Regions from separate parts of the Mus musculus genome. Here region 2 is linked to region 1. The links are chromatin loops, found by intact Hi-C in ENCODE. Cell type or tissue: heart. All regions are shown on one strand. Each heading gives the region's core, and the rest is flanking DNA. Links, peaks and the distances in the headings are about the cores only. Region 1 overlaps Pkp4 (plakophilin 4). Region 2 has its middle 22 kb from the start of Gm46743.

Region 1 (16,484 bases), core at 4,298-9,297:
GCTGTAGCAAGCAGCCAGCTCTAGAAGCCCAGGGTAGGGGGTGGCAGGCAGCAGGCAGCAGGGATCCAGGGACTTGACCCACCTTGGAACCATCTAGAGTAACTTAAGAGCCATGCAAGAGTTATTTCTATTTTGTGGTCATAGTTTAGCTGCTTATAAACTATCTGCCATCGTTTATGTACAGATGTTTGGTAGCAGGTTTTATAGTGTGTTTTAATTTCTGGCCTGGTCTAGTGTGTCTAGAAGTGCCCAGTAAATAACACTTATGCTTCTCTACGGTGATCTATTGTCAGGAGATCATGTGAACCCGGTGTCCCCGGTGACTTCTGATGCTAGCCTGGGCCACACAGCTGATAATGACTAGCCATGACTAGCCATCTACTCCTGGGTCCCCTTTTGGACAATTATTATTATTATTTTTAAAACTTTGGCCAGGAAGGTAATGTGAGGTGTTTCTTTCCCCATTAACAGTCTGGTCTGTAATAATAATAACCAGAGGCCATATCTTTACCCAATTCACTTGAAAGCAGTGGTTCTCCAGCCTTGGCCCTGTTGCTTTGCACAGCCACGCCTTCTGAGGGCCCTGGCAGGGCAGTTCTTTTCTTGTGCTGTTGGGTGGGCGGGCTGAGCATGCGTATCTGTGTGTCTGTGTCACTTCCAGCTCACTTCTGGGAAGATGGCAGGACAGAAGACAGCAGCTTCCCTTTGTGAAGACACTAAGGAGGCAGGGGACATGCTTATAAGCACATCCCTCCTCAGTGCCAAGTGACGAGGGTCGGCCCTTAGACAGCTGGGAGACAGGAGCGACACACATCTTCCCTCTAAGTGGAACACAGAGGGCTACCTAGCACCAGGGCGGGGCCACCAGCACTTCTGCTTGAGGTCCCAGTGGCAAATCCATTGCACAGTAGCTGTGTGCTGATCTGTTTGAAACGACTCTGTGCTTGCACTGAAGGCCCATGGCTGGCAGCCACCCACCTCTCCTGTTCCCCCTGACGGGCATGCTGAATATTTTCATAAAAGGATGTATGCAAAACCAAGCAGAATTCTTGATGAATAACACAGCTCGTAATTTTAAACCAAGACATATATATCTGTTATACACAGTAGGTGTAAACAAGGTTTTAAAAAAAAAAAAAAGAAAGAAAAGAAATCATCAAATAAAGCAGACAGCGGTTAACTCCTAGCACAAACACAGACATCCAATTCCGTGGCGGGAGCCCCTGGGCATGGGCATCAGTCTTTTTGTCCACATTTGTCCACATGAGCAATAGGACTGTCAGAAACTGCACCGCTGTCTACAGCAGATAATATATGTGTCAGAACGTGGGATTTAAGCCAAATCAAAGTAAGAAGCGTCATTTTTCCTGCTTCATGCAGGTAAGAATTAAGTTTACAGGACTGTTTGACTCGGCAGTCATAGCATGAAGCATTCGGCTGAGCTCTGCAAATGAGTGGGTGGAGCAGTTGCCAAGCGTCTCAGCTGAACATCCAAGGAACTTTCTAGAAGGCCACATCAGGGTGGCTGGTTGGGTGGTGTAAGGGTGTGGGGGTGCGGGTCTGCAAAGCAGCCAGGCGACTGGGAGGTGCCACTGCAAAGCTCCAATGACCTATGTTCTAGAAGCCTGTTCCTAAGAAGTTTCACCAAGAAAACTAAGGAAAAACCAACACCAAAACCAAACAAAACTCCACACAAAGCAGCAGCAGCAGCTCCTTAGGAGGAGACTTAAAACTTATGCAAAGCTGGCAGAGAGGACATTCCTAGTCAGCCAGTACATCTTCAATGACTCCCCACCTCCCAGGACTCTGCATCAGGTTACTGGTCCAACTGGTCAGATACAATGCCAGGGCCCCTTCCCCAATGTGGGGAAGCAGCATTCAGGTGGGGGCTGGCCCTGGAGGCTTTTCTTTTCTTTTTTTAATGCACTGCAGCTGATGTAAGCAGTTTTTTCTTTCCAAATGAAAGATAGTGGCTGTTTACAACAGCGTGCGACTCTGAAAGCATGCTCTCAGATAGATGGGCAGAGCTGAAGTGACATGCTTAATCTGCTCGTGTGTGTGTGTGTGTGTGTGCGCGTGTGCGTGTGTGCGCGCGTGTGTGTGTGTGTGTGTGTGCGCGTGTGCGTGTGTGTGTGCGCGTGTGTGTGTGTGTGTGCGCGTGTGCGTGTGTGTGCGCGCTCGCGTGTGTGTGCGCGCGCGCACATACAATCTTTTGTCATACAAACGCACACTGACCTGACTGAATGATGGGCGACATCTGTTGGTTGGTGGTGGACAGAGAAGGGTGTGATTTGAATCGGTCTCGCTCTAGCGTGGACACAGGTGTAATAAAATGGTTCTGATTCCACCCATCCTGTGGAGTTAAAAGAGACAGCTCAAAATGAAAACCAGCACTTAACTGCAATTAGGAACTCGGGCTATGAGGATCGCTCATCAGGCCATGAGCCGCAGCTACCCTTGGGTGTTTGTTACCTTTTTGTAAATGCTCCGGAGGTCCCGGTACTGCCATAATGTATTCAAGACCTGGGCTGCCGCCTTCACCACTTTCAGAGAGGATCTAGGGAGAGATGCGGTTTAATGAAGACACAGGTAGCATGGAGAGACTCAGGCTGCAAACCAGCAGCCAAAGGAGCAGGATGGAGGCTACCAGATTCTGTGGGCAGAACCAGAATCCTGGGAAAGGCAAGAGTGCCCTCTAACCTTTGCAGCACACAAGAAGCCCCTGAAAGCAGCCACTCACACCTCTGATTTCTCCCATCCCATCTCCTCTTCAATTCACAGCCTCTGTATGACTGTCGTATCCGATGGTCAGGCCTCAAGCTTGTTCTACCCGAGTAAGCAGGGCTTCTGACTCCAGCCTAACTCTCGTCATCTCCTTCCGTTTGGATTCCAAGTTACCACATGCTCCCGGGTTCTGGCTGCTCCTTTCTGCGTTTATTTTGGGGTCCTAATCTCCCTGATACCTGTCAACCTTCACTTCTATAAATGAGCCATTTAAATGCTGACTGACCGCCCAGGTATATTTTTCCAGTTTGAGTATTGGCCTTGTACCTCTCTCCTGTTGACCTACCACACTCATGCACGCGCGCACACACACACACACACACACACACACACACTCACTGGATGTTTAATAGTTATCCCCACGCACCCAAGTCCAGAGCAAACTCAGGACGGTCCTCCCATAAGCTTCCCTGCCTAGATGTGGCCTCTTGGACAACCACTTTGGCGTCATTCACAATCCTCTCCTCTCCTGCCGCTCACTCATTAGTAAAACCTGTTGAATTGCTTTTCAACCCCATCAGCAATGCTGCTGACGTCACCGCAGCCACTGCACCCTAGCCTTCAGTGTGCGTGTGGGAAACTGGCCATGGTACTCCTCTGCTCACTGCTCTCCAGAGGCTCTGGTGTCATTCAGAGACTGAGAACCGACTATAAGGTCCTACTGCTTCTCGGTCCTATTGCTCCCCCAAACTCCCTTTCTTCCTCCTGCACCATGTTCTGCTTTTCCTCGCCCGCCCGGCAGCCTCTTGCTGGACTCTGCTCACATGCTTCTGCCCCAGAGGGGCGCAGTTTCCTCCCGCCCTCATCCCACACACTTCCTCCCTCAGGTCAGCTTCCTGCCATCACCAGGAGGCCTTCCCTGACACTTCTCCTTCCCTGACATGCTTGCCGCATTCTCTGCGTTTGTCATCTGTGCCTGTGAGTGCCATCTGCCAGGCTCTGCTGCTGTTACTCATTGGGCGCCTTGTCTGCCTCAGCCCTGGAGCACTGTTTTGTGCTCCACTCACTGCTGTAAGCCTGTACCGGGACAGCACGCGGACATGCAGTGAGTGGAGCACAAAACAGCAGAGGCAGGGCAGGTAGCTTACTCTTGTAATCCTAGAACTCAGTAGACTGAGTTGGGAGGACTGCTATGAATTTTGAGACCAGCCCGGGCTACACAGTGAGCCCGGGCTACACGATGGGGCCTTATTTGAAAGAGAAAAAAAAATAATCAAAACAAACAAATATACTGTATGCATTTGTTACTAATGAAAATTTAAAAATACAATAAATAAAAACGCCGATGTGCTACGCTGTCTATGCTGACAGCTGGGGCTTCTCGTGGGTAAGGTGATGGCTTTTTGCACTGTTTCTATACTTTAAGAATTCCTTCAGTGGTATCAACTGGAAAGACTTGAAGAGCTGTAATGTCAAACTCAGCATTGGCATTCAGCTGATTAATAAATTGTCCTTATGCATGTACCAGGACCAAGCTTTTGTTGTTAAGGATACAACAGCAGATAAGGGACAAAGTCCCAGGACCTTGGGAGTGAGATGCTAGCAGACAACTCAAAACAGTCAGTGCCAGGGAGAACTTAGTGGGAACTGTGTATGCGCGCGCGAGCGCGGGCATGGGAGAGCGCGGGCATGGGAGAGCGCTGCTGACCTACGTTTTGAAGAAGGTACTTGGCATTCCCAGTTCCATTTCGCTGATCTGACACTAAGGCAGATTTAGTCACAGCTGCAGCCCCGCGACAAGAAACCTCTATTTTGCTACGATCTTCTCTGCCCACTGGTGCTGCTTCATCTTTTACTGTCGTCCAAAAGCAAAGGGACTGAGCCCAGAGCACTCACGCGGAGTGCTGGTTTTCATGCTCTCTGGGCACTTGGCAGCAGAATCAATCTCAAAAGTGAGGATTTAAAGACATTCTTGCAGAATAGGCTGTAGGCATGGAACAGAGCCCAAACTGCAAAGGCGACAGTGGCCCTAAGATTGTCACCACCCTGGTGCTTTTGGTTCTTCTAGGAGCGGACATGAACAAATGTAGCTTTAGGGATGGTTACAGCCTGGACACCTGAGTCTCTCCAACATTCCTAAGTACAAGTCCTAACTCAAAGCGGCAGTGCTGGGAGGGGCAGCCTTTGAGAAGAGTCACCTGGAAGAGACTGTTCCATGTGAGGGCAAAGCTCACTCTCTCTAAGACCGGAAAGGGACTTAGACCAGACATAAAATCTGTTGGGACCTTGATCCTGGATTTCACAGGTGCCACAATTGTGGGAAATAAACTTCTATTGTTCATAAGCTCCCTAGCCCACAGTATTTTGTTACAGTAACCTCAGAGGACAGAGTGAAGGAGTGAGGCACACTATAATAAAGGAAATGCCCGCATATGACAAAAAGCAGCCCACACCATTACAAGTCTTAGCTGGTGTAGACAACATGTGAGAAACAGAAATAAATCCCCGCTTCCGGCATGGCTCCTTCTCTCACCCCAGGCCCCAGGCCCTCACACTTGCCTGTCTCCTCTGCCTTTGGTTATGTTCACCAGCTTCTCTATACCTCCCGAGTCGGCCAGAGCTTTGGCATTCTCCATGTTTTTGCTGGTGACCTCGTGCAGAGCACAGCAGATGGCTGCCACGGTTTCATCGGACAGGATGCTGGGGCCGTTGCCACCTGGAAGCCTGTTCACCAGGTCTCGCATGGCGTATTTACCTGCCGGGTGCACACGACTAGGGTCATCGTTTCACAGGCATCAGCTTTTTATCACTGTTGTTGAAAATCCTTATAATAGGAAGGCTTTTACAAAACAAAACTTCATGACTCCTTTATAAAACACTACTGTCACTTGCTGAAAGAAATATAAATCAGTGTATAGAAGTGCTCAGAGGAGTGGACTGGCTGCGGTCCGTACTCTGCAGTCATGTCTGTAATGAAGGCTTAGGGCAGAAATGCTCTTCTTAATTCCAGTGTATCAAAATGCAATTGCCACTCAAAGCTTTTCACAAAACTTATCTTTGAATCTGGACTAACCAAGGTTGTCAAAAATACTTTTCATTAAGTCTTTCTGGGTCTAGTCTGTCGAGTCACCTATGAACAGTCCCGTACTTGAACAAAGCTGAAGGTTCTGTTGGCTGATCTGTTATCAGCAGTTAACTATTGTTTCCTTAAAAGATACAAGGAAAAAAATCTTCTACTGAAACTGCAGGTTTATTATCTCGAGGAGGCTCAGTGAGGTGCCGGCTGAGGCAGGCTCAGCAAGGGAAGCAATTCTTTATAAACACCCAACTTCCCCTACTCCTCTCCAAACAGGTTATCTCTAGCTTTTTCAATTCCAATTACCAAGTGACAATGTGGGATAAATGTACTACAAACAACAGAAATTAAGGCCAAAGTAAATATTTTCTTAGGCCGCGCTAGCCAGGGCTCCCATCAGAGCAGGGTCTATGTGCAGCGGTGACTGTGTCTTTATCATAGGCAAAGCTTGGGTAGAGCAGAGGTGGCTGGGAGCGCGGAACAGTGGTGACGCTGGAAGCCTACTGGATAAATGTAGCTCCTGAGCTTGGGGACAATCAGCTCTGGTGACTCTGATCACTCACAGACGGTCAGAATGTGCGATGACATTCGACTAGTCAGGGCTACAGACGGCCAGAATGTATGATGACATGCGACTAGTTAGGTCTTTTTTTCTTTTTTGGAGTAGAAACACTCTGAGTATATATCTTTTCATAAGAAACTCTGAATATGGATATAACTTCCAAGTCTCAATAGGACTGCTCTGAAAGAAGTATGGGACCTGGGCAGGGGCCACAGAGAGGCTCAGTGAGACTCCCTTTCTTGGGGGATGATCTGCCTCAAAAGAAAGGAAGCATTCATCTGGACAATAATAATTGAAAGTGGCATTTCTGCCAACCAAGGTGCGACAGCCTTGTCTTTGTCACATTACTCCATTTAATGTTTAGTTTCTCCTTTAGTAGTGGGACTTGGCTTGACCTGAGGGTCTTGTGAGTGCTATATAAGCAGTCCACCATGATGCTAACCTGTAGCTCTCCTTTTATCTTGAGATGGGTCTCACTCCTGCAGATTGACTTGAACCTACTCTGTAGGCCAGGCTGGCTTTGAACTCGTCTGCTTCAGCCTCCTAAGTAGTTGTGATTACTGGCTTGCTCCACCAGGCCAGGATCATGGCTAATCTTAAAGCTAAATAATACTCTCATTCTCGCTAATGTTTTTCTCTTACCCCTCCCTCTTTCTATTATTTTATTATGTTTTAATATAATTGTATTATGTATGTGTATATGTATAATTGTATTTTAATATAAGTTGGGTCCAAACTCACACAAATCCATAAAATAACATGCATCCCCACGTCATCAGCCATGGGGCTGGCATGGAGTGTTAACAGATGTAGGGTATTTCCTCATTTCTTATTTCCTCTAACAGTGACCCTGTTACCAGCTTCCTTTCAGAACCTGGAGGGAGCTCCGATTTCCACCCAGAAGCAGTAGGCTATAGAGGACACTCTGAGTCATGAGCTCAGTGAGCAGCAGGTTCAGGATAGAGGGTCCAGCCCCCAGAGTGTCTCTCCTCTTCCTGTTACCATCAAAGTGGGATAGGGCTGCCTGGAGAGCAGCAAGCCGCATGGCGCGCAAAGCATGGGCAGTCTCATTCTTGGCTCTTTGCCTGTGCTGATGTATGGACTGTGACACAGGAGCAAAGGCCTAACACATAGTGCACAGGTGGCCTAGTCCTTACCTCATCCCCAACCTGACCTGGTCTTGGGATGGACATAGATGACAGCGGTTTGTCCCTGGGGTGAGCACTCACACAGACCTGGGAGGGAAAGCTACCCAGGGCTCAGATGGTTTCTTTTTGTGACTTAAAAGATGATAGTATTGGTGGATGAGCAGATATGAGCACAAATACTGGAAAAGGAAACGAAAGTGTTTTCTTGCTCTTGCTGCTCAGGATGTAACTTCTCTTAGGGACTGGAGATACCAAACTCATCATCTAGTGGCGCTGTCACATATGCCTGACCTCACTGGAGATCCCTGGCTTCTCTGGAAGTTTACCTTCACAGGTCCATGTTTAATTAATGAGCCTGCCTCTTGTTGAAGAAGACTAGTCGAAAAGCTGGGAATCCAAATATGCAAAGAAAGGAGGAGCAGGCTCAGCTGTAGACACTTTTAAAGGGCATACATTAATAAATCAAGAGTTCTGCAGCTGCCACGGTTGCTTCTCTTGCAGCATTGCTGTCACCAGTACGCACCTATGAGCTCCTTGTTGCGAACGTCCAGCGCCATGTTCCTCAAGGCAGTGGCCACAGAAGAGACAACTCTGTCATTATCCATCCTTAGAAGCTCGACAAGGATAGGAAGCCCTTTTTCCTTCCGGACAGCTGCCCGGATGTATGCTGCAAACTGGTGAGAAAATGAGGCCTTAGTGAGTAAGACGTAGCATTTCACTCTCATGCGCTGCTGCAATCTACAGAGATAAACTAATAAATTAAATGTTTTCTGTCCAGTGGAGATTAAATCAGTGGTGCCACTGTTCGGGAGATAGATAGGCTGGGACGGCTGATTTAAAAAGAAATCCCTCAAAGCCTGAAGATCTCAAGCCACCACCTGTCAGATTTCTGTGCAGGACGCAAAGGGAGCGATTACTCTTCCTCTCAGATATATACACATGAGTAAGGAAGGCGCCTTCCCAGTTGGCCCCACACTGGTCCAGAGGCTAGGAGGATGACAGAGACAGACTCTTACACACATTAGAGGGGAGCCTGGCTTCCCTGGGTTACTTATTTTTTAGCACACACAGCAACAATATTGAGAGTTTGGTAACCAGACCAAAAAAACAAAAAACAAACAAAAAAAAACCAAACCAAAACAAACAAAAAAAAAACTGCTGAAAAAAATTCCTTTACTTGGAAGAAAGGGATTTCTCCACAGACACAGGCATGATAACGCATACCCAGAGCAAAGCATGCTTGGATGCAAGATATATCCTCAGTCAACATTAGCTGGCTACACGCTGTGCACCACGAGAACGCAGTACTGAGTTATTACCGAAGAAACAACAACAAGGTAATGTTACAGAATAAAGCAGGAAAAGTCAAAGAAGTTGCCCAAGTAATGTCTGATATCTTCCTACTGTGGACAAAGCATGAGGACAGAGACCCATTAGCTCTCTGAGACTGCTGTTAATGTTAAAATATGTGACTGACTGCCCAGTTTCTTGAATTCTAACAGATTATGTTAATAATATACATGAAAGGAAAAAAATGCCTTTTCAAGATACAATTAACATTCACTGCATGAAATGATAGATTTTTAACTTCCAAATCAAATGAAATCCACAGGGAGGAGATACAGTACCAGGCTCACTACTGCAGAAAGCACTGGGGTAGTGCGCAGCTTCCTGAAGCTGCAGGACACATGGCTTCCTAGTTCCCTTGGAGACTGCCAGGCCAACCCAGCAAGCCTTTCCCCCAGCTGCCCCTCTACTGTGTGTGTGTATACACACACATGAAATATACTTCTTATGTGTATGATTATATATATTTATATAAATTTATAATATATAATATATACAAATAGAATCACACACATAAGAAATATGTCTCTTAGTTTTTAGTTATGTGTATCTGTGTATGCACATGTGAGCACCCAAAGTGGCCAGAGGGCGTCAGAGTCCTTAGAGCTACAGTTAAAGGCAGCTGAGGGCTGTCTGGTGTGGTGCAGGAAACCGGACTCCTGTCCTCCTCAAGGACAGAGAGCTTTCTTAAGCGCTAGGCCATCTCCTCAGCCGCAAGGATCTGAGAATCTGAGCTACTATTGCTGGTACTGAAAATTACTTAACTACGTTTGTACTTTACATCAGCATCCTGATCCCGGGATTTAAATTCTACAAAACTCAATCACGTGTGTCTCAATTATTACACTTTTAACCATCAGGTGATTCTTTGGCTACAAAACAAATACTTATAAGCCAGGAGCTGTCTTCAGTCCTTGTCGTTGATAATTTTGCTCAGTGCTGTCAATCACCTGGGCACATTATTCATTTCCCCCACAGATGAAGTTGCTGAGGTCAGGGCTCCTCCACGTTGGCTCACAGGAGCTGGGATTCTTGTGAATTTAGTCAGCCCTAGCACTAAGCTGTTAGAACTTCAGACACAGTAAATGAATAACCACATTGCTTAGGTAACATCAGGCCACAAGAACTTGTACAGATTCTCTGTCAGTCACCTGAGTGAAATGTGTACACCCATGTCTCCTAACAGAGCTCAGTCATGGAGAATCCAGTCCCAAAGAGCCTTATTTTGGGTGGAGTGGGATGAGGAGCCAAAACAAGAGTCACCCATTTGTCAGAAAGTTTCTGGTGACTGAAACTGTATCACACAAGGACTGTCTGGGAAAAGTGAAAGATGGCATCTAAAGTTTTAAGAAACTTTGCTTCCGATTGTGGTAATGACAGGAAACCATTTTCATGTTCACAGGGTTGCACATGTATAAAAAGGCAAAACTTCCTATGCTTTGAAGGAGCCTGAGAAAAGTAGGGTATTCCCACGAGCACTGCCAGACCCCAACTTTCAGAACCAGGTCCCCATCTTCTTTCATTATGATGTGGCACTGGCTCCTTCTGGGAAGCCCAGCCTCTAGTTTTTCTTATCCTCACCCCCTGTAAAGCCACAGAAGTAACCCAACAGTGTCCGCACTGGCTTGTCTTTGTTATTTAGCTGCCGAAAACCTCAGAGTCCCCTTGTCTGTGGGTCAGGCCTCATTCCTGAAGCTCAGCGTCCAGCCGCTCTGTCTGGTCCTGTCGGCTTTGCCTCAGAGCAGCCTGCTGAGCCCAGAGTCCTTTCCTACCACAAGGCCTGTTCCCTCCTGTCTGTTCTTCTTGCCCATCAGCTCCTCCTCTCCACCCCAGCCTTAGGCCCTGGTGGCTGAGCTCGGTTCATCCTGCAGGGGCCTTCAACTCCCTTCCCCCTTTTCCCTGCCAGCCCACCCTAGAAGTCGGTTTCCAGGATCACACAGCACCGACCCAGTGGATACTATAACACTTGCGCATCAACCTCAGATTCTCAGGGAAGGAACTTCATCATATTCATTTTAGGGTGCCCAGAGTGGCATCTTGTCTCCTCCCCAGACCGCATAACTCCCTTTTATGGACAAACTCTATAAACAAGTGTGTCCTTTTCCCACTGTGGCTGACCCGACCACAAAGACAGACAGAAATGTGTATAGGAGGAAACATCTCACCTTCCAGTTGCCAGCAGAGAGGTTCTGCAGGGATCCGGCAGAGCCTTCCAAGGTGGCAGGGTTGGAACTTTCTGCTAACAGAGTCAGGTACGGCTTTACCACTGATGGATGCCACAGCATCTCGACTCCCTTGGGGGACTTGGACAGTCCAGGGATAGGCCCGACTCCATCCCACTGAAAGACAGATGGCACAGGCTGAGGGGAAAGGAAACGGGTAAGCCCTCTGGCTGCTACTCATGCATTTTGCTGGACTGGGTTTTAGCTAAATAGCGATAATCTTTTCTGCCAAATTACAGCTTTTCACTCTCTAACAAGTAAAACGGTAGAGAAAAGGAAATGCTAACTTGGTCCTCTTGTGGCGTTCTCTTTTTCTTTTTCTTCTTCTTTCCCCAGCAGCTTGGTTCCGAGTCTTTGCTGGGAGACTCTTTTCCTAGTAAGTCATCTAGCTCGTTCAGTCCGAGCAGCCGGGCCTGAGGGACTTCCAGCTCCAGCCGGTATGACAGGTTCCTCAGGGTACACACACAGTTCTCCACTGTCTGAAACCCAACACAGTGTGTAATTAAAAACATCACATGAGACGACTCGGCACTGCACACACCAACAGGAAGTAAATGGAGAACGTGAAGGAAATACTGCTGACTTAGAATGTGACGTCTAAGGGGAGGAGAACTGCTCTCCAGTCTTGAGGGCCAGGGTGCAGCTGTGAAGCGTGGACTGGCTTTACACTAAGATCCACCAGGCCTGTTCAGTGCCACACGGCACTGGAGATGCTGAGGCCTCCCACGACTTCCCATCCTCCATCCCAGTACTTCCTTCTCCCTTCCCGGAAGCAGCCCTATCGCCAGGTCTTACCTCTGCTGCCCCTCTATTTCCTGTCTCCCTTCTCTGAGGAATGCCCTAATCTTTCTGTTGACATTTTGTCTTTTGCATCTGTTTTTCCATACTTTAAATCTTTAATTGGGGCTGGGGGGGGGCACAACTGTCATTCCAACTCCGATGTCTAAAGTCACGGTTAGAGTTGCCCCACCTGGCAAGTCCTCCTTCCCAACTTGCTTGTTTCTCTCAATGTCATCTGCAGGTCTTGTTTAATGAGCTCAACTAAAAACGTGGCTGTTTCTTTGGAGACACCCCCCCCCCATCCCCAGCAGGTGACTAGTTATTTTTTTCTCTCTCAGACTCATTATTGTGACCCAAGATCTACCAATGGCTTCTCCTAGCCCAGCCTAGCCCAACACCACACGGGCACACACCTTGGGACTCCTGATACTCAGCTTGGACTTGCGGTCTTTCCCAGCCCCTGGGGCAGAATTCGCTAGAATGTCACAAGAGGAAACAGGAGGGTGCAGAGAAACTGGGGTGGGGCTGAGATGGGGCAGTGGCTAAGACTAGGAAGAGAGCTCAGGGCTGTCACCTGGAAACCACACAGATCCGGGACCCATGTGAGGTCCTTCACCCATGGTTCCAGGCCTGTTGCATTGCCACATCATGCCCAACTTGTGCTGTTGAGCGAGCACTCACTCTGTTTTGCGGTGAGCAGCTGGGAGGGTACTGACCTTGCTGTCGTAGTCAGAAGTGTTCACACACGTGTGGATCACATACAACAGCGAGTCCACCAGCCCCTCGCAGGAGCGCATTTGTTTTCGTGCTTCCTCCCCGGCAGAGCTGAGGTTCCTGGATGGACAGAAATATGTGGGAGCTGCGGAGCTGAACAACTTACCCTTCAGCCATGCAGCCTGACTTTAACGATCCCTGAGAATGGGAGCAGAGAGCAGCCATTGAAAGGTGGCTTGAGATATACCCCATATGCCACTCTACCCTTTGTTCACTGAGCTAGCCCATTCCTTTAACGTGACTAGTCATTCTCTCTCCTGAAACCCAACCTTCAGTTGAGTAGCTTCTGTGCTGGTTCAGGTATAGGCTGTGGTGGTAATTCTTGGCCGCCAGCCTGACTACATCTGGAATTACTAAAAGCCAAATCGCTGGGCACACCTGTGAGGGATTTTGTCTTGACTTAATCATTTGAAGTGGGAAGACCCACTTTTAATCTGGATCTTTGAGGTGGGAAGACTAGCCTTTAATCCAGGCCACACCTGCAGGCAGCCTGTATAATGGACACGGAAGGAGGTTCTCTGTCTCTGCCTGCTTGTTCTCACGCTTGCTAGCAACTTTTTGGGATTCTAGCTATACTAAAGATCATCTGAGGCACCCAGCCTCATGAACTGGATTATATAAGTTCTATAAATTATAGTAAATTCTAATAAATCCCACATATATATGAGTATGTGTTTATATATAATACTATATTATAGATCCCATAAATATATTAAAGATTACATACACACACACAGACACACAGACACACACCCCACACTTCATTCTTTAAGTTCTGTTCCTCTAGGAGAACTCTAACACATAGTCTTTAAATGATCACCACAGATTCACCAATAACTCTTACGTCACTATTATCTTCTCTGGTGCCTACTGCCATCTTCCTGTTCCCTATTTGTATCTTCCTCACAGCTGGAGCCCAGCTCACCTTATTCCACCCTGGTTTTACAAAAGTGACATTTACCAAGGATTATAGCAGGGTTGTACCCCGGTCTGGGTACTCACTGCCTAACTGGGTAGCTGAGGAGGAGGCGGCTCACACTTCCCTGGCTCCAGGGTGGAGGGTGGGGTGCTGCTTCCCGCTGAGCACAGGCCACATGAGTGGACCCACTCAGGTCTGCTCACCTGAGTGCAAGGACCTGCTGCTTTCTTGGCTCTTCACTCCCACCCATTCCCAGACAAGGGCCTTGAGTCACAGTGCAGAGGGCTTGGGAGCTGTAGCCCAGGCTATCCCCCTGTGGCTCAAGCTCTCTGCCCCAGAGGTGTTCAGATGCCTTGTTTTTGTTTTCCGTTCAGGACTAGGACTTGAACTCGAGGCCCTGTGCACGACAGCACTGTCACATCTGTTCTGCAGACAAAGCCACTAAAGCTCATGGTTGAACTGGGGAGCAGGGCCTTCCCTGTCATTCTGCCAAAGCTCCTGCTTCATATGCCTTGAGCAAGAGGCAGGGGACAGGGTCAGATGTGAGTGGGTGTGTAAAAGTTACTTCTATTCTTCTGAAGTAATTGTCTCCGAGGCTTACTGCCTCAGTCTGCTAACCTGGGCCTACTCCTGGAAGCTTCTAGCCTCTGTACAGTCTAATCTAGGCCTAGAAATGTTTTCAGTGTCTGAGACTTAATGCTGAATAGGCTCACCCTTTCTTATTCTTTCTGATCGCTGACTGGTTGGTTCAACTCAGCCATTCTGGTTCAAAACTGCTTTCCATGCTAACTGATTCAATCTGGTTTCTCTCTTTGCCTCTTCTGAATTGCTTTGCTTGACCCGCAAGCTAACTCTAACAATTTGTTCTAATCTGACTGCGGTCTTAACCTGTGCCTAGCTTGTTCTCTCTTCTACCTGTCTCTGTAAAGTTCTCCCAATAAAACTGCCTCCTCTCCTCTTTTTCTCTCTCTGTGTTAAGTAGCTTCTCTTTCTTCTTCATGTGAGAAGTTGGGTGCATCTTATTCTGTCAAACCTTTCTCTGATTTGTCACTTTGTCTGCCACTCAATTAGACATCACTTTCAATCATGGGTGCTTCCTTATGCAAACTAACTTTACCTTCATTGTTTGGGACTAAGGTGTGTGCTAAGGGCTAAGCCATACCCATCGCAACTAGAAAGTTTTTTTTATTCCCCCAGGAGATAATACACACGGTGTGATCAAATACCCTGTAACTCTGGTAAGCAAATAAGGAATTGTTCCACAAACGTATAAGGAGAACCACAGATTTTCTATGTTAAAGGTAATAATGACTAAGGGAGCAGCATTGGGCTGACTTATTTATAGACCTCAAAAGCAACAGCTGTTGAAATCACAGGACCCTTCACATCCTGAACTTCAAGGACCATAACCGGAGTTGAAACAAAAACAAGGCTACATCAGACCTGCAGTAAGTATGTGATAATCAGAAAAACAAACAAACAAACAAACAAACAAATAAATAAACAAAACACCACTACAGGAGAAACTGTTGGAACTGCCACAGTGCCCTCAGCCAACTGGGCCTTTCTGAATAATTTACAACAGTTATATACAAACATGCAAGACAGTTGCCTTGGGGCCACCAGTCTGTGCTCACAGTGTCTCCTCACACAGTAACAAAGTCTATAACCCTAAGCTATGAAGGAGAGCCTCCACCTTTGGGGGGATGCTAGCCAGACAGCTCCTTCCACAGTCCACTGACTTATGACACACATTCTTTAATCACGTAATTAACTGGGAGGGAAGCACTTACCTCAGGCAACCTGTTGTGTTCCGAAGAACCAGTGAGGTCTGAAATTTAATTTTATGATCATCATCAAAGGAAGAGTTATTCCAACCAGAATGTGGAACTATCACAGTGTTGGTTAAGGTTGAGAGCGCGTCTCGAATGATTGTCATCTTTACAGCATCACACGAAGATAGATTCCAAAGAACCCCTGAAAGAGAAAGTTCAAGCAAGATTTATCAGAGATCCTGCATCTTTAAGACAGGAACCAACACATGAGCCCTAACTTACAGCAACCCGATCTGCCTTTAGAATGTATGAGTTAGACAAAATTTCCTTTCCTGGCATATTTTCACTCTGTTAGCAGGAAGGCCGGCTTCAGCCATTGCCCGAGTGTTGTATAGTGTATTTTCCTATAGTCACCAACAGCACAGTGTATTTTCCTATAGTCACCAACAGCACAGTGTATTTTCCTATAGTCACCAACAGCACAGTGTATTTTCCTATAGTCACCAACAGCACAGTGTGTTTTCCTATAGTCACCAACAGCACAGTGTGTTTTCCTATAGTCACCAACAGCACAGTGTGTTTTCCTATTGTCACCAACAGCACAGTGTATTTTCCTATAGTCACCAACAGCACAGTGTGTTTTCCTATAGTCACCAACAGCACAGTGTGTTTTCCTATAGTCACCAACAGCACAGTGTGTTTTCCTATAGTCACCAACAGCACAGTGTATTTTCCTATAGTCACCAACAGCACAGTGTATTTTCCTATAGTCACCAACAGCATAGTGTATTTTCCTATAGTCACCAACAGCATGGGGGTGCTGTATTTGCTTCACTTTCCTATTTAAAGTTTACACATTTTATCTTTTCTTTGACGAGCTTTATTGCTATGTGTTTGAAGACCGTAAGTGACTGCTGTTCCCTTTAGATACAGGAGAAAGGAATAAGTGACACGTGTTAACTTATTGCCGTAACTCTGTGATTTATACAGAAATGGGTTCACGTCTGAGATGCCATCTACTCCAGTGGCGCTTTCACATCAACTCGCTTTTTGAAGTAGGAGGAAGGAGGTGGAGTGGGGGGCATGGCTGCCTTTCTTTGCCTCCCAGTCTCTCGGAGCCCCACACTCCTGTTGTGTTTGTGATAAGGTGCTTCAGC
Region 2 (16,484 bases), core at 7,306-12,305, 97 kb before region 1:
ACCGCTGAGCCATCTCACCAGCCCTTAAAGAGTTTTTTTAAAGTGTTCAGTGAACTCTAAAACACCAGAGAGAAGGAACAACACAGATGTCCATTTTTATAGACAGGTACTCTATTTTTAAAAAAGATTTTTTTTAGTTATTATGTGTAAGTACACTGTAGCTGTTTTCAGATACACCAGAAGAAGGCATCAGATCTCATTAGGGATGGTTGTGAGCCACCATGCGGTTGCTGGGATTTGAACTCAGGACCTTCAGAAGAGCAATCAGTGCTCTTAATCGCTGAGCCATCTCTCCAGCCCAGATACTCTTTTTTTTTTTTTTTTTTAATTTACTAAAATATCTCTGCAGTACTATTTGTCCCTGTTTTTCCTCCCTCAGCCCTCCATCTCTGCCTTGATAAGCTAGACTCCTCTAGATACCTCACGGGAAATCCCAAAGCTTTTGTCTTTAAGGTACTAACTTGATTTCATCTACATAATGTTTTCAAGGTTCATGCATTGCTGTAGTGTATGTCAGAATTTCTTTTGTTTTTCAAGTCTGAATAATATCCCTTTAAACACACACCTCCCACACACACAACACGTTTTATCCACCCATTTGTTTCTGAAACTCAGACCAGCAGACCCCATGTGTGCTGCCGCAGTACTGGACACTGCTCTTAACACTGTGGGAACTGCTGGCTCCTTGCTTCTCCTTTGGGGTCCACATCTAGATTGGAACCTCTGGGTCTCTTCCGTACCATTTCTACAGCGGCTGCAGCGTTCTACACTCTGACAAGGAATGCACAGGAACACCCGGTTCTCCTTGATAACAGTCTTACATTGATGTGAGTGAAAATCTATCTTGACTTACCTGGCAACTGTCTCACTTTAAAAACAACAACAACAACAACAACAACAACAACAACAACAACAACAACTCGTTTATTTATTATTTTGCTTGTGTGAAGGACATCAGTTCTCTCCTTCTGTGTAGTATCTAGGGATTGAAATCAAGCTGTCATCCTTGGTAGCAAGTGCCTTTACTGGCTGGACTGTCTTTGCTGGCCCTCTTTTTTTTTTTTCTTCTTGCTTGTTTTGTTTTGTTGTGTTTTGTTTTGTGGAGCACTGGTTAGTTTTTGTTAACCTGACACAAAACTAGTTATATCTGGTTTAAGAGAGAATCTCAATTGAGGAATTGCCTCCATCAGATTGGCCTGAAGGCAGATGGGGTTGGGGCAGTGTTTTCTTGATTAGTGATTGACATGGGAGGGCTCAGCCCATTATGGGCGGTGCCATGCCTGGGTGGGTGGAGCTGAATTGAACAAAACACGTAGGTGGAGTGAGCCACAGAGAGCAAGCCAGTAAGCAGCATTCCTCCATGGTCTGTGCTCCATTCCTCCCTCCAGGTTCTTGCTCGAGTATCTGTCGTGGTTTCTCCTTCAGGATGAACTACAATCTGTAAGATGAAATAAACCCTTTCCTCCCCAAATTGTTTTTGGTCATAGTCTTTATCACAGCAATAGAAAGGAAAGGAATACAGATGGGATCTTACTCTGTGTCCCAGGCTGGTGTGGAACTCACTATATAGCTTAGGCTAGCCTCTGAAGTCATAGCATTTCTCTTGCTTCTGCCCGGGGGTGTTGGGATGGCTGGTTAGTGAGGCCATTTTTGACAGAGAGCACATGATCTTGTAAAGACTTTCGTAAGTTTCCCTTTGGTTGCACGATTTAATTGTGGCAGCTGTGGGAAGTTTGGCTGATCCTGATTTTGGCTGTCTGCACCTTGTTTTACTGGAGGATCTTATGAAGAGGCCCAATCCTTACCAGTCTCTCCTGCCTGAAGGAGGTGTTCTAGGCAGAGCTGCTGGCCCCATGATATGGCTGGATGTTCAAGAACCAACTACTTTTCAAGTTTGGGTTTCCTCTTACAAACAGCTACAAAATAGCATTATACATGTAGGATGGGAGACATTGTTTCCAAACTGATTTTTACTTTTTTTAAAAGAAATTTCTCAATTAAATTTCCCAAATGGGAATATTTTACCCTTATTTCTATGAATGATGTTCTGAATAGTTATTCTGATTCTTCAGGGGTCTTCAAACTCTCCTGAGGAAGTGCTCAGGAAATAACTTTAATTGCTGATGGTCCTCCGCAGGCTGGTGGTCCTTTATAGACTGGTGGTCCTCCATAGGTTGGTGGTTCTCCACAGGCTGATAGTCCTCCGCAGCCTGGCAGGAGGCCACCTTCTCCAGCTGAGGATACCTCTCACTGGAAGAAGGAAAGCAGTCAGAACATGCATCCACCTCCCTTCAAAGCTTCAGATTTGATCATTGGCCTGCTTACTAGCTCTATGGGAGCTTAGATTGAGTGATAAACTCGGGTTAGGCTGGGCAAACAGTGTCAAATTCTCCCTGTAAACATGATGAGTAACCCAGAGTTGGTCTTGTTTCACAAGTGTCTTTGGAGCCAATGACTCTCATATTTCCCACTCTTGTGACGCCTTTCTTTCTCCTACACATACTCTCCAGACAAGTTCCTACCTGATGGTGTGGATAGAAAGAAGGTGCTAGGGAGGGGCTCTGGAGCTGGGTGTCACCTTCCTGGTCAGCCACTCCTTAGAAACTTGTCCTGACATGGTGTAGAGGAACCTACTTACAGCCAGGATGCTTGGCTCAGGTTAAGCAGGATTATAATGTTTGATACTTCATTGAATATGATTGTTTCCTATTTAGGTAAAAAAGAAAAGAAAAGATCTCTCCTCATCTCAATGCCCAGCATGGTGTACACACACACACACACACACACACACACACACACACACACACACGAAGACAAAGAAGATCCAAATAGGTGATTGTATGCATATGTACTTTTATTACTTACTATTACTGCTATAGAAAATGTCTCTCTATGTAATTTCATTTCTTTCTTTCTTTCTTTCTTCCTCTCTTTCTTTCTTTCTTTCTTTCTTTCTTTCTTTCTTTCTTTCTTTCTTTCTTCCTCTCTTTCTTTCTTTCTTTCTTTCTTTCTTTCTTTCTTTCTTTCTCTCTCTCTCTCTCTCTCTCTCTCTTTCTTTCTTTCTTTCTTTCTTTTTTCTTTATTTGGACATAAGGTCTCTTTATGTTGCACTGGCTGGCCTAGAACTCACTATGTGGCCTAGAACTCACTCACTGTGTCACGCAGGCTGGCTTTGAACTCACAGTACTTCTGCTGCCTTAGTCTCCCCAGTGTAAGGATTACAGACAGGCACTTTTGGTAGGTGTGTGCTCAGATGAAGTTCTATACCTCAGCCGTGCCTGAGAACCCAGCTGAGGATCTAGTGTTAACTGATCCAGAGTTATGACTGAGGATCTTGTGTTAACTGATCCTATGCTATGACTCCCTAGCCATGTTCTCCATTCCTTTGTATGCCCATTGTGGAGTCTGCAGCATCTTACCAGGTAACTGGAGAGGTACAGGCTGGGCTTCTGGCAAGGGGACAGCTCTGCACAGCCAATTTGGCAGAAAAACAAAAAGCCCAGAAGGTCCCTGGCTCAGTGAACACCGTGGGATTGGCGGAAGTTTTCTGCTATGATTGTTATCGGCTTTGGCAACTGCAGGTGCTGCTTCTCTTGTGGATGGTCCAGAGTCAGCTGTCAGGCAGAATATCCAAGATTAGCATTTGTGGCCCAGACGTCCTAAGGGGATTAAACTGCTGGAGGCCTCCTTGTTTTATTCCCACCTGTACCACGTGAAATTTTGGCGTGTGAGGGGTTTTGCTGTCCTAAGTAAGTTATAAAGGACCTCTGCTGCTTGCTTCCCTCCCCCCCCTCGCCCCATGTCTCTCTCTGACATATTCCTCTGTCAATGGTCTCTGAACAATTTCTGGCATTTACAGGGGCTACTTCTCCAGACTATATCCTCTCTTCTGAACAAGATTTCTGTGATGATGACTTCTAGGCCTTTCCACGGTTCACCCTGACCTCTCTGGGGCTTCTGGCCAGTTGAACGATCTTCCTTCTGCAAAGTCCATCTCAGATCTCCTGACCCCTTATATCACAAATGTGAGGCCATTGCCTTTATCCCCCCCCCCCCAAATATAGATTTATTCTTTCCCCGTTTGATCAAAGACTTTGACAAGTAACGGTGAAAGGGTGATGAAGTACCACAATTAGCCAGCACTCAGTCACGTGTCCACCCCGATGGAGCCCTGTGACTCACTAGCCCTGGAAGAATGACATAGGGTGACCAGAGCCTGACAGAAAGAGCAGTGATTGTCTGGTCCACGTCTCAGCTGTCTACTCCAAGTGGGTATTTCTGTTAGGATAATGGCTCCTTACACGTGTCATAGAATTACTTTTTAAAGGGACTGGAGAGATGGCTCAGTGGTTAAGAGCACTGACTGCTTTCCAGAGTTCCTGAGCTCAATTCTCAGCAACCACATGGTGGCTCACAACCATCTGTAATGGGATCTCTTCTGGTGTGTCTGAAGACAGCTACAGTGTACTTATACATAATAAATAAATAAATCTTAAAAAAAAGAATTACTTTTTGAATTCAGCTTCTCTGACTGTCTACTGAAGTTCACAGGTATTTGTCTTATTGGATGAAGAGCGGAATTAAGTTATAAAACAATTTATATTTGAGGACCATACTTCCTAAATGGTAGCGTGTACATGAATCAACCTGTCATCATGGTTCTCATTCAATAGGACTGGGCCAGGAGCTAGAATTTCACATTTCTTATACTCCATATTAGCAAAATAATGCAGATGGCATAGCTTAAATAACAGGAAATTACCTTTTCCCCAGTGCAGTAAGGAATCCGAGATCAAGGGCAACTTCTGGCAAGGACACTCTTTGGGGCTGCAAATAGCCCCTTTCTGGCCACACCCGCACATAGCCTTTCTTCTGGGTGGGAATAAAGATGGAGGGGGTACTGGCTTCTTTCTCTGCTTACAAGACACCAGTTCCCTTGGAGTCCCCACCCCATGTCCTCATTTAACTTTAACTAATTGTAACACATTCTGTCCCTGCACACAAAGTCATCAGTGCTGAAGAAGTTACCCACGATATAATGAAGTCCAGGGGTTAGGGTCCCTGAAAGAAATGCCATGCTGGGAACACACACAGGACTAGCTTAAGAAACCGTCCACATCATGGGAGGGGTGATTTCCCAGTTTAGTAACTGGCCCACAGATTAATCTACATATCTAACCTAAATATCTAATATCTTAATCTACGTATGCAGATTTCCTGTAATGTCAGGGCCAGGTAGGGACAGAATGAGATTTTCTCTCTGCCTAGTTATGGCCAAGTGATAAATTGCTTTTTGTGTATTTTATGTTGTTCTCTCTTAATACAGGCAAGTGATTGGACTCGCCGCTAATCTTTATGACGGGGACTCCTGTAATACTAGTGTATGAACTATCAAATATGACTCATTTCTCTCAAATACTACAAAACTTTGTTTAGCACAGGGGATTAGACTCTCGTATCTCTCCCACCTTGTAAGACTTTTGCATAAATGCTTTAATGTTTCCTACCCAGTGAAACCTTTGTTCACACAAAGGCGCACTATTCTAGTCTAGGAATTTGATGGCCGTGGAAGGGTGATTCTTCATTTCCTGTGTGGTGATTCTTACTAGCCAACTGCATTGTGAGGTCAGATCCTAACCAATAGGGAAAAGACAGCCATCTTGTGAGTTAGAATGAGAACCAAGTACACTTCCCATCTCTGTGTTAGCCTTCCTGAATAGGCCTCAGAGACCACGAGTGAACTTTGCCTTTGACACTTCAGTTGGAATAGTGGTCTCTTTCTTTAGGACCACTAACTCATTTCTAGCCCAAGATACAGCTGGAACCCAGAACCCTACCCTCAGGCCTCAGAAGGACGACACACTGGTGGTACCTGCTGTGACTCTGCTCTCAGGTGATCACTGGTGATGTGTGGTGTCTCTAATTTGGTGATTAATAGCTGTTTGGTCACTTTCTGATTGGGTTCAAGGTTACTTTCAAGTAGATCTCCTTCCATTTTGAGAAGAAAACTTTTTGAGAAGGATTATGTAAAGTCACCCAACAGCCTCAGCCTTGCTCTGGGGAAGCCAGCTGGTGAGAGAAGAGAGCTGGTGTCAATGCAACCTCTCTGTCTTGTGTTTTTTATACCTAGAGGGCATCATAGGCTACAGGGGCTGAAGCTATTACATCACCACGGGGCACCATTTAATTTGTTAGACTGCTGCAGACCTACTATTGGATGAATTGTGCTTCTCCAAATTCACACCTAAGTACCTATACCTGGTACTTACTGTGTGCTATATTTGCAGATAAAGCAAGCCATTAGGCTGGGGTCCTGGCCCAATATGACTGGTGCCACCTTTAGACACAAAGAAAGAGACACCAGGAATACACTCACAGAGACAAGTCCACGTGAGAATAGTCAGAAGGCAGTGTTCGCAAGCCAAGGAAAGGGGCCTCAGGAGAAACCACACTCGTTGACCAAACTTTGATCTTGTCCTTCCAGCGTCCAAAACCATGAGAAAATAAATTTCTGTTGTATCCCATCTGTGGCACCTGCAACAGCAGCCCCAGCAGATGACACGAGGCCTACATGGCAAGTTTTAATGTGTGCTCAAATGTTAATTCATGTAACCAATAAGTACTAGGCTGAAACTATAGCCACACAAACAAAGCATAGTCCTTGCTCTGGTCTGATGGCAGAGACACCAGTTAAAGACCAGGGCGATGGAGATGGAGAGGACCTGGCGTGCTCAGGGAAACTTTGAGCCCTAAAGCTCTCTCTGTTCCTGCTGGGAGATAAAGTACGATAGTGGGATGACTAAGGATGAGCCTGCAAGGTCACTGGAGCCAGGTGTCAGGATTGGGAGGCCAAATTGAAAGTGACGGGTTTTAGACGGCGTGATGAAACTTGCATCGTACAATTTATTAACGGCAAGGGATTAGAGCAGGAACAGGTGACCCACGGGAGAGGTGCTGAAGAGATCCAGGGTTAGTATAGGGAGAGTAAGGAGCATGTTTAATAATTTAGGGATCCCTAGGGAGAATGGGGGGTCTTGCCTTATGTTTGTTAGGGTAGAATGAATAGACATGGAATATCACTTAGAATGGGGTTGTCTCCCTGCCCCCCTCCCATTACGTGCCAGGTAAGAGCAATTTCTGAAGCTTTTTCCTGTAGATGCTATCTCTATCCTTCCCACATGTGTGCACGCGCGCGTGCGCACACACACACACACACACACAAACAAACAGTGCATCCTTGAGGAAACAGGACTGCCATTAACCTCTTCTTTGTTGGTAATCCACAAGCTTCATCCGCTCAGTAGCCCTTATTTGCCTCCTTCTGTGAAGAGAAAACCTCAGACAATGCATGATGAGCCTTGCCATCCAAGCTGCATGTGTGTACACAGCAGGCAGCTCTCTCCTGCTAACTTGTGTCCTGAAATCTACCCTCACATTCTCCTATCGAGCACTCATCCCACCCTTCCTTAGTCACGTGACATCACCTCTCAGGCTAGCCCCAAGTCTCCGGCCTTGTTGTGAACAGACATAGCCTGGGTTGGCCTCGTGGTTTCCAGTCCTTCTGTCAGACAACAGCAGCCTGAGAGCTCTAGACTGCCCCACAGTCTCTCATGCAAGCTTGGAACGGAGCGGCTCTGAAGCTGGGACCCGCAAAGTCTCGTTACTGAAATCTCTAACAGAAATTTAGCATCACCCTCAGTTGTGAATGTAGGCAAGGGTTGTAGGCTTTGCCAACCAGAGCCCAAAGTTCAAGCTAGAGCCCAGGCCTCTGCTCCAGCTCGGGCTCCCAAAGGTGCCCAGCCCCCTGTGAAGGCCCCGTAGAAAAGGCTTCTACTGCCAATGTGAAGACAGATGAATTGCTGGGACACACCTACCCACACACTATTTGCAGATGACCAGTGTCTTATTCTGTTTTTACAAATAAACTTGAGGCAAGATTAAAAAACAAACAAACAAAACTATATAGGATTTGGGTGGTTCCTCTGTTGGGGAGTTCCTGTCCTTAGTGTAAATGCTTAGAATTGTCTTTTACAGGATACGTCCTTAATGAAAATAAATTCACTATCCATTTGCCATTCTTTGAAAAAAAAAAAAAGATGTTTGCTGCTTTTGTTCACGAGACAGACAAGTATAGGGAATAGCTTAGCAACCTGGGACTCCGCTTGTTTTGGGCCATGCACACATCCTTGTTGGGACTCTGTTGTCCTCTGTTGGGACTCTGCTTGTCTGGACCATACACACATCCTTCTAATAATGCTCTTGGCAGCCTGAGATGCTTACATATAAGTACAATACACACATCTCTCCCTGATCAGCACGCCTAGCAACCTTTTAGCACATAGGAGCCCCACTTGCATCAAACTGTCACCTGCTTTAAACAACAGAAATAAATTACCCCGCATAGAAGCCTCTTGTAATGCCCTATTTCTATTCAAACATGTCCTGGAACATGCCCTGAAACCAAGAGAGACCGTCTGATCTGGCCTGAACTGGTTTTGAGTGCTCCGAGGCCAACTCTGTCCTCAAAGCAAACTCTCTGGGAGAGTCTCCTGCTTCCCACCCTGTGCCTGTGCATAATTGGACATTCGTAGGGCTGCCATCAGATTCATTATGGGAAAGGACATGCATGGTAAGCAGAGACTTACATAACTCAAATTTGTTACTCAAAACAGAACTGCCCAAGCTACGCCACTTTGCAACCTAGCTCCACCTTCTGTCAAACCGCATTAGAAGAATCCCCACATGGTAGTCAGGGCCCTTGAGTGCCCTCACTCAGGTGGCCCACTGTCACTCTGATTTAAACTGTCACTTTGCTTTAAATAAAATTTCCCTGTTAGATCTGTGTTTATGGAAAAAATGCTTTGAATAAGACACCAAGCATCTGGAAATGACCAGCTCAGTCAGTGACTCTGGCCACCAGTCCTCTGTCCCTACATGTCCCATTCCCCTAGAACACCAGATAACTCGGGGCATCTCGCCCCCACCCCCCACTCACACACTGTTGGCTTCCTACTGCTTCTTTATTGTACACCGTGTTTGTTGTCTCAAATGTCTCCCTTCTAGGGTGTTTGTCAAGACCCCAATGTCCTGATCCCAGACACCTGTTGTCTAACTCATCACTCAACAATGTTTATTGAAAAGAAATTTTATTGGGATAAAATTCACATAGCATAAAGTTTATCATTGTAAAGCAAGGAATCCCATGGCTTATACACAATGCTATCATCTCTACCTAGTTCCCAGGATTTCCACATCCCCAAATAAAGCTTATGCTCACTAAACAATTAGTCCCTAGCCAAAGTCATCAGTCTATAGTGCATCTATATAACTTATATATTCTATTTCAGGTGTATTAGATTATACGATAAAAGCTTCGTCTTCATCATCTTTCACTTTGCATGGTATTTTCTAGTTTTACCCATGTATTGTGTATAGTTCAGAGCTACAGTTCTTTTCTGAGTGAGTAATATTCCGACAAGTGTCTATCTTATCATTTGTTTATCTCTTCAACTGGTGACAAGCATTTGTGCTGTTTCCATTTCTTGGCTCTTGTAAATAGTTCTATGATTGTGCATCATTCCAGGCATTTTTTTCCCCTGAGCACCCGTTTTCACTCCTTTTGGATTCTCCATCTACTTTTGTTTTGCTGCTACAGCGGGCCACTCCAAGCTGTGTCGAGTGAGGGCACAGGTGTAGACCCAGCACTGACCTTAGGTACTGTAGTGGGAATGACTAACCAGGAGGGCGCAATGGCTCCCCCTTGTGGTGAGCAGAAACAAGCCCACACGTCCCTACCTTTCCTGGTAGTGCTAATACAACTATTTGTTGAGTTTATAGTGATGAATCAAAGACAAAGAAGATGCCAGGTGGGTAGAAATGCTGAGTTCTCTGATCAAAAGAAGTGATATAGATCTATGTCTTCCTTTTATTGAAGAAACAAGGCAAAGGACTCCAAATTCTCTCTGCTCTGCTTGGAGAAAAAGAAGTAAGACTGATAGAAACGGCATTTGGTATTAACTGAATGGCTCATCATATGAAAAACATAGGACTTCTGCGGAAACTGTGCCTTTGGTGTGCTGTGCTGTAGGCTAGAGAGTGGCTACTTGTACCCTGCAGGGCTGTGTCTCTTCTCCTCTGTTGCCACTTGCTGTAAAACGGAATAAGCACACAGATCCTGATTCCTAACTGCTGGTGCCCCATTCACAACAGATGCCAGGAAGGTTCCGTACCCAGCGCAGTGAAGACAAAGAAAACCTCACCTGGCTCTCAGCATGCTCGCCCATCAGACTGCGCATGCTCTGAAGCTGCAGCCCTGCAATACCATTGAAGAAAAGAAATCTCATCGGCAGGGACTATAACGTTTGTTCCCAGGCACACATGAAAAATACACGGAATAGCTTCACTGTGCTCGTTATTTGGACTTTATTTGGACAACTGGGTCCGATCCTCAGACAAAGAGTTAAGTATTTTTTCAGATGTGTTGGCAGCTTTAGGGCTCTGGTTCTGGCATTAGTTGAAAGGCTGTAGATTAGGTCAGAGAGGAGCATTTGACAGCAGCTTCTGTCAACTCAGGCTATTTCACCATAAGAGAGAGAGAGAGAGAGAGAGAGAGAGAGAGAGAGAGAGAGAGAGAGAGAAGAGAAGAGAAGGATGTAGTCTGTGATGAGGGACCAGGGCGTGAAGCCCAGGTCAGCTGCTCACCTCATTGACCAGGAACATACCAGCTTCCAGTTGTTCATCTGGGCTCTGGCTTTTCTTTTCCTCCTTTGCCTCTGTGGGCAGAAGAAATACAAACAAACCCTTTTTCTGATCTAGTTTCTTATCGAGTCTGCACCCCAGGAATGCCAACAGCTCATTACATTCTTTTAAGATCACAGATCTGTCCTTGGACCCTAAGTTCCTCACGTCCGAGTTGGCATGGGCCATCACCAAGGTTTCTTATGTTTTGTTATTATGTGAGCTGGCATTCGGGCAGGGGTTACTACAAAGTCTGGTTGTTGTTTCTAAACACCATGGTCTAAACATGCGCTCCTCTCAGGTCTTTTATTTCCTGTACAAGCAACCCTTCTCCCTAAGCTGCACCCACAGGCCCCACGAATTGATTTCCACCTTGAGGGTGTCTATAACTTTGGCATAAGTTTGTTTTAAATAGGTCTGACTCAGTTAATGGCCAGGGGCGCTGCCCATCACTTCTATGGGTTCCTAGGCCCCTCCTTGACCCCTAGGCTGCTCCAGGAAGTATTTTTCAGGCCAGGCGTCTCTCCTCGTGTGCTTTAGACTATTTTCAGTCCTGCATCAATGGGGAAACAGCTTCTTCCACCGTCCTGAATAGTCTCACCAAGCAACCCCACCCAACAGTCCTGGGCACTGCAGACTAATCAGGGCGGGCAGCTCACGTTTGGAGAACCTGCAGCCCTCCTCTATCTGCCTTTCTTGTACTTTCTTTCATCCTTTCCCAGTTCTCAGGAAGCAATAAAAACAAACACTTCCTCTGATGTAGTTTCATATCAAATCTTTCCCCACCCACAACAGCCTTCCCTTCCTGGGAGGAGTCCCAGGGCGTAGGTTTTCTCCTGCTCAGTACTCTCTGGGTTTGGAATGCCACCCAAGTGCTAAGTTCAGGGCGACTTTGATCTAACCTGCTAGGGTTTGTGAAAAGCTCGGATGTCTATTTTTACTCTCGTGACCTATATTTGGTTTTTAACGAATGGTGGCTTCCCACCATGACGACTTATTACGGGTTCTCTTTTTGTCACACACTCTTTCTGCCTTCTCCGTCCTGGCTGTTTTCGGGTTGGAACTTCCTGCAGATGACCACTAGAGGGCAGATGATTTCCAGTTTACAAGATACCTTCCACAGCCAGTTTTCTGGAGCTTTGCTGACTACCAGGGCCGGTTTTTTTTTTTTTTTTTTTTTTTTTGTTTATTTGTTTGTTTTCCTTCAGAAGCGAGAGCAAAACACTTGAAGTTCTTTGGGTGCAGCTAAGACGTTTTCTACAGCGTTCATCTATGAAGTCCTGGCTGTGAGCAGCAGACATTCTGGCCAGTAGAGAGAAAACCGTGGTTTCTCTGTGTTCCTACCCAGGGGAAGAAAGCTGTGCCAGAGTGGTGTTCTTTCTAGGTTTGCTAAAAAGCATATACGTGTACCCTGCGTGTATCTACTCGGGTCTCACAGTAAGATGGCAATGCTTCCTGAGGCCTCTCCCACTATACCCAGGCTTCCTGCCAACATAGTACGCTCACGTGGTCAACCTGGATGTGTGCCAAGGCAAAGTTGATGAGCCATGAGGGAGGTAGAGAGATGGAGTGGCATGGGAATATATCTTCGTTGAAGTTCCTTGGAGCACTGTGGGGACTCTGATCTCAGACATGGGGAAGCGTGGGTGCTATTTCCTAGTCAGAAGACACGGGTAGCTATGACGCTGAAGAATTAAGTAGACTAGAAACAAATGGATATAGGCCCATCAGCCCAAGGTCAAAATTAGGAGGCTGACTTTTAAGGTAGCAGGTCGAAAGGTCAACGGGAGGTCAAGGGTACATCTCAGCAGGGGGGTGTTGCCTACACTCTGGGAGGCTCTCAGTTCCATCCCCAACACTGGAAAGAAAGAAAAAATGAAGTCAGTAGGAAGTAGAAAAAGAAACTTCAAAGGAGAACCTTCTGCTATGGATAAAAAGTCTGAACTGAGATGCTAAAGATAGTAAATTGATAGATAGCGCGGCAGTTAAATGTGACTCAGCTCTGGCCTTCCTAATCCTGCGGCCTTGGATAGGAGGCAGGGTCTTCTCTGGGGTCCAGTTTTCTCGGCTCTAATGGTGCAGCTTCCAGGTCCGAGGCTATTGGAAAGATTTCACACGATGACACACATTAAAGGGGGCCGTTTCCCTTTCTTCATTTGCTCATTCAAAAGACATATTTCCTAATGCCTGTATTGGTTAGATATGTGTAACTTCAATATTGGTTAGATATGTGTACCTTCAAGAGACAGAAAACATGATGTAACCAAACAATATTGAAAAGGATATTGACTCTGAGAGAGATATTATCACTATGAGGTAACAACACCACCATGACACAGGTAGGATCGTGAATGTCACCTCTCTCCAGGAGTCGGGGGGGGGGGGGGGCGGTGCTAGGAATGAGTGGTGCGGTCTTGGTGAGGTCACCAGGGACTTAAGCGCTCTCCATACCTTGGCTCTCTCATCCTCATCAGGTTGACGTTTATTCCTACACCCCTGGTACTATGGCCACTTGGGCCACGTGCGTACTCCCAAGTTTCCAGCAACTCTAGACTTTTTATGTCCTAGAGTCGCGGCAGTAGATCTTCAACATGGCCAATATCAGTGCCTTGGAAAGTAAATATCCCTGGGGTAAGAAGTTTCCTGGAAAGCCTCAGGCACGGCTCTGACCTCAGAGGAGCGGGAGGCATAGAGTAGGTGCTATATATTCTAGGGATTTGATACAATTGATGATTCACTGTAAGACATCTGCCCTGTAATCTTTTGGAGTTCTTGATACCAGAGAGAAACCGGGGCTCAGTTAGGTTAACTAAATAAGGGATGGCTTTTGAGCAGGCAATATGAGTGTTTTCCAGGCACTGTAGTTGCTGTGGACACACGGTAGTATACAGGTCCGGAGTGCTGGAGAATGGGAGGTTCTAGACAGGCAAATGCGCATGAACCATATAGCAACATTACATCCTGCAGGCAGAGCTGAAACACAGTAGCTCCTAATCGGAGGTTAGGGCAGACTCACGGGAGAGGTGCTGTTTAGATGAGATCTGACAGATCACTGGGTAGAAACAGCACAGCAGTACAAAGCCTGGTATAACATTCCTGGGTAGCTAAAAGTGGACAATGGGCAACAAGCCTGGAACAGAGTGCTTTGCACGGTCAGTAGGCTCCAGCTATGATGGTTTCAGCAACTGCACTGGAGTCCTATTGGGCCAGCAGCAGGTCTGGTTTCTTTAAGATATGGCAAATAAAGTCAACATTGTAGCTTTTATGTCAACGTGACAGAAGCTGGAGTCATCTGAGAGGAGGGAGCCTCCTTTGAGAAAATGCCTCTATACGTTTAGGCTGTAGGCAAGCCTTTAGGGCATTTTGTTAATTAGTATTGATGTGGAAGGGTCCAGCTCGGTGGTGTTATTCCCTGGGCTGGTGGTCCTAGGTGTTATAAAAAAAAAAAAAAAAGCAGGCTGAGCAAGCCATCGGGAGCAAGCCAGTAAGCAGCATTCCTTCATGGCCCCTGCATCAGCTCCTGCCTCCAGGTTCCTGCCCTGACTTCCTTCAGGCGGTGAACTAAACTATGGAAAATAAACCCCTGCCTCAGCAAACTGATTTTGGTCGTGGCATTGAATCCCAGCCATAGTAACCATAACTAGAAGCGGTGACAGGTAAACAGCATCTCAAAATATGACAAAAATTTCAAATTCTACGAGTCAATGACTGTATTGAAGGCACCGTTTGCATAGCTTCACGTAGGCACTACTGTGACTGCTCATGGTCTGCCAAGGCTGGCCCTGTCATTAGTCTCCTTTTGCTCATGAAGACCCAAAAGTGCATGTGCAAGACTGCTATAGGTTGAACTCTGACCCTTTAAGATAGAATGCTAACCCTAACCCTGGGCTCCTCAGCACATAACCATGCCTGAGGTGAGGATGTGTCTAGTATGTCTTGCATCCCTAGCAGAAGGGGGGTGTGTCTATATGAAGATGTCATTAGAGACTGGGGTGCTCCACTCCAAGCTCAGGAACATTGCAGGCTGCCTGGATTACACTTATGCCGGATGCACACAGCACATTTGCTAAATGACTATTGTGATGCCTTGCATACATATGCTCAGCCCAGGGAGTGGCACTATTAGAAGGTGCGGCCTTGTTGGAGTAGGTGTGTCACTGTGGGTGTGGGCTTTAAGACCCTCATCCTAGCTGCCTGGAAGCCAGTATTCTGCTAGCAGCCTGAAGGTGAAGACATAGAACTGTCAGCTCCTCCTACACCATGCCTGTCTGGATGCTGTTATGTTCCCGTCTTGATGATAATGGACTGAGCCTTTGAACCTGTAAGCCACTCCCAATTAAATGTTGTTCTTTATAAGACTTGCCTTGGTCATGGTGTCTGTTCACAGCAGTAAAACCCTACCTAAGACAATTATTAAAGGGCATACATTGAGGAACCTGAGTGAGACTGTCTTAGATCAGTGAGGAGCATGTTTGAGACTGCTTTAGATGGCAGCCATTTTGAAGTCTTTTGTCTCCTGCCTGCCCACCCCTATGAATGACTATCACCAAACTCGTTTCCACAGCTTCTTCACGGCCCTTCTCCCTCCTTCTACTTATGTCTGCAGTTTCACATCCGCCTCTCTTACTCATGATCAACCAGAGGGAAAGGACACGGGTGGCAAGCTGCCCCTGCTGAACCACAGGCCTCCAACAATGAGCCGAACAGCCCTGATCCAGCTGCAGGGGCGCGTGTGACATTTGTGGATGTCTTGAGTTCTATTCTGCTGAATGGATGATGGCAGAATGCACAGAGCCTCATCTGCTAAGAGCACGGTTCTGTCTCATGGCGACTGACAGAATTCAGCACGGTCTAGCTAATAGGAAGTCTCTAGGGGATTGATCACCCAAACTAAGGAAATGTAAATTTCTGTCTCACTCAGACCATTCTCAGGTTAGCATCAATTTTCCTCCGTAGGTGTCAGGATTAATTTAGGCTTTTTAAAATTAGGAACTTGATTCAATCTTCAGCTATAGTTAGAATCTATAAGCAGGCCCTGCTTTTCTCTGTTTCCATTCCAAGGGATGTTGTTCATTCACAATGTCGCAGGTGCTGGTGGTCATCTAGGGGAATGCTAAGCTCACTTCCTGGAATGGACGAAAAATAGACCAGGAAAGATGGAAGACCAACAAACAGAAAGGAAAAGTACCTGTTTCATCCCTAAGGATGGAGAGGCCTAAGGCAGGAAGCCCATTCAGTGGATGCGGGCTTACGTAACATCTGATAGGTCCCTGGATCCCACACTTCCCCTCTTAGCAATGGGCAGATACCCTGCTTTCATATACCTTCCTGCTGTTTCTCCTTGTAATGTCTTCTGGGGACAAGAAGCTGACATCTCAGGGAGTCCTTTCCTACTTCATGGCCCACCCATGTCTCTAACTCTCCTCCAGCAGATTCGTCATAGTGATTTAACTGTCATCCACATTTTGTTCTTGGTGACATCGTCCCTTTATCTGGGAGAGGCAAGAAGAGCACAATTAGGATGATCAACTGTCCCAATGTCTTTTAGCAAAGTCACTTGTCCCCTCCACCTGAGGACAAATGGACTATAAGCAACATTTAGACTGCCTTGTGACCTGGGCAAGTACTAATGGCAAGTTATACTACATATATGCAACTCACATATATACAACACACACATGCACACACACACACACACACACACACACACACACACACACACACACACACACTTTTAAATCTAACTA

The links. Hi-C counts contacts between places; a loop is a spot of excess contacts. Peaks named below come from ENCODE experiments on the same cell type or tissue, not always from the same donor. Only the 100,000 strongest peaks of a DNase experiment are listed, where the experiment ranks them.
Region 2: it touches region 1 in a loop (2.1-fold over the local background); 5 of 42 quality-filtered maps call a loop at or near these places.

What each region holds. Positions count from the first base shown.
Region 1 is chr2:59,333,793-59,350,276 of GRCm38, reverse strand. It overlaps Pkp4 (plakophilin 4), which reads right to left. Exons shown (of 22, transcript NM_026361.2): 12 at 15,346-15,529; 13 at 12,576-12,693; 14 at 11,367-11,558; 15 at 11,023-11,196; 16 at 8,034-8,184; 17 at 5,284-5,479; 18 at 2,473-2,557; 19 at 2,236-2,353. Among named protein-coding and RNA genes, the nearest start is that of 5330411J11Rik, 45 kb to the left of the region's middle. In heart, for the core only: no CTCF peak of the experiment used is centred there; a DNase peak (open chromatin) is centred at 7,266.
Region 2 is chr2:59,433,915-59,450,398 of GRCm38, reverse strand. No RefSeq gene overlaps it. Among named protein-coding and RNA genes, the nearest start is that of Gm46743, 22 kb to the right of the region's middle. In heart, for the core only: CTCF peaks have their summits at 9,766 (motif pointing left) and 11,801 (motif pointing right); DNase peaks (open chromatin) are centred at 9,718, 11,568, 11,688, 12,238 and 1 weaker place; H3K4me3 peaks cover 330 bases.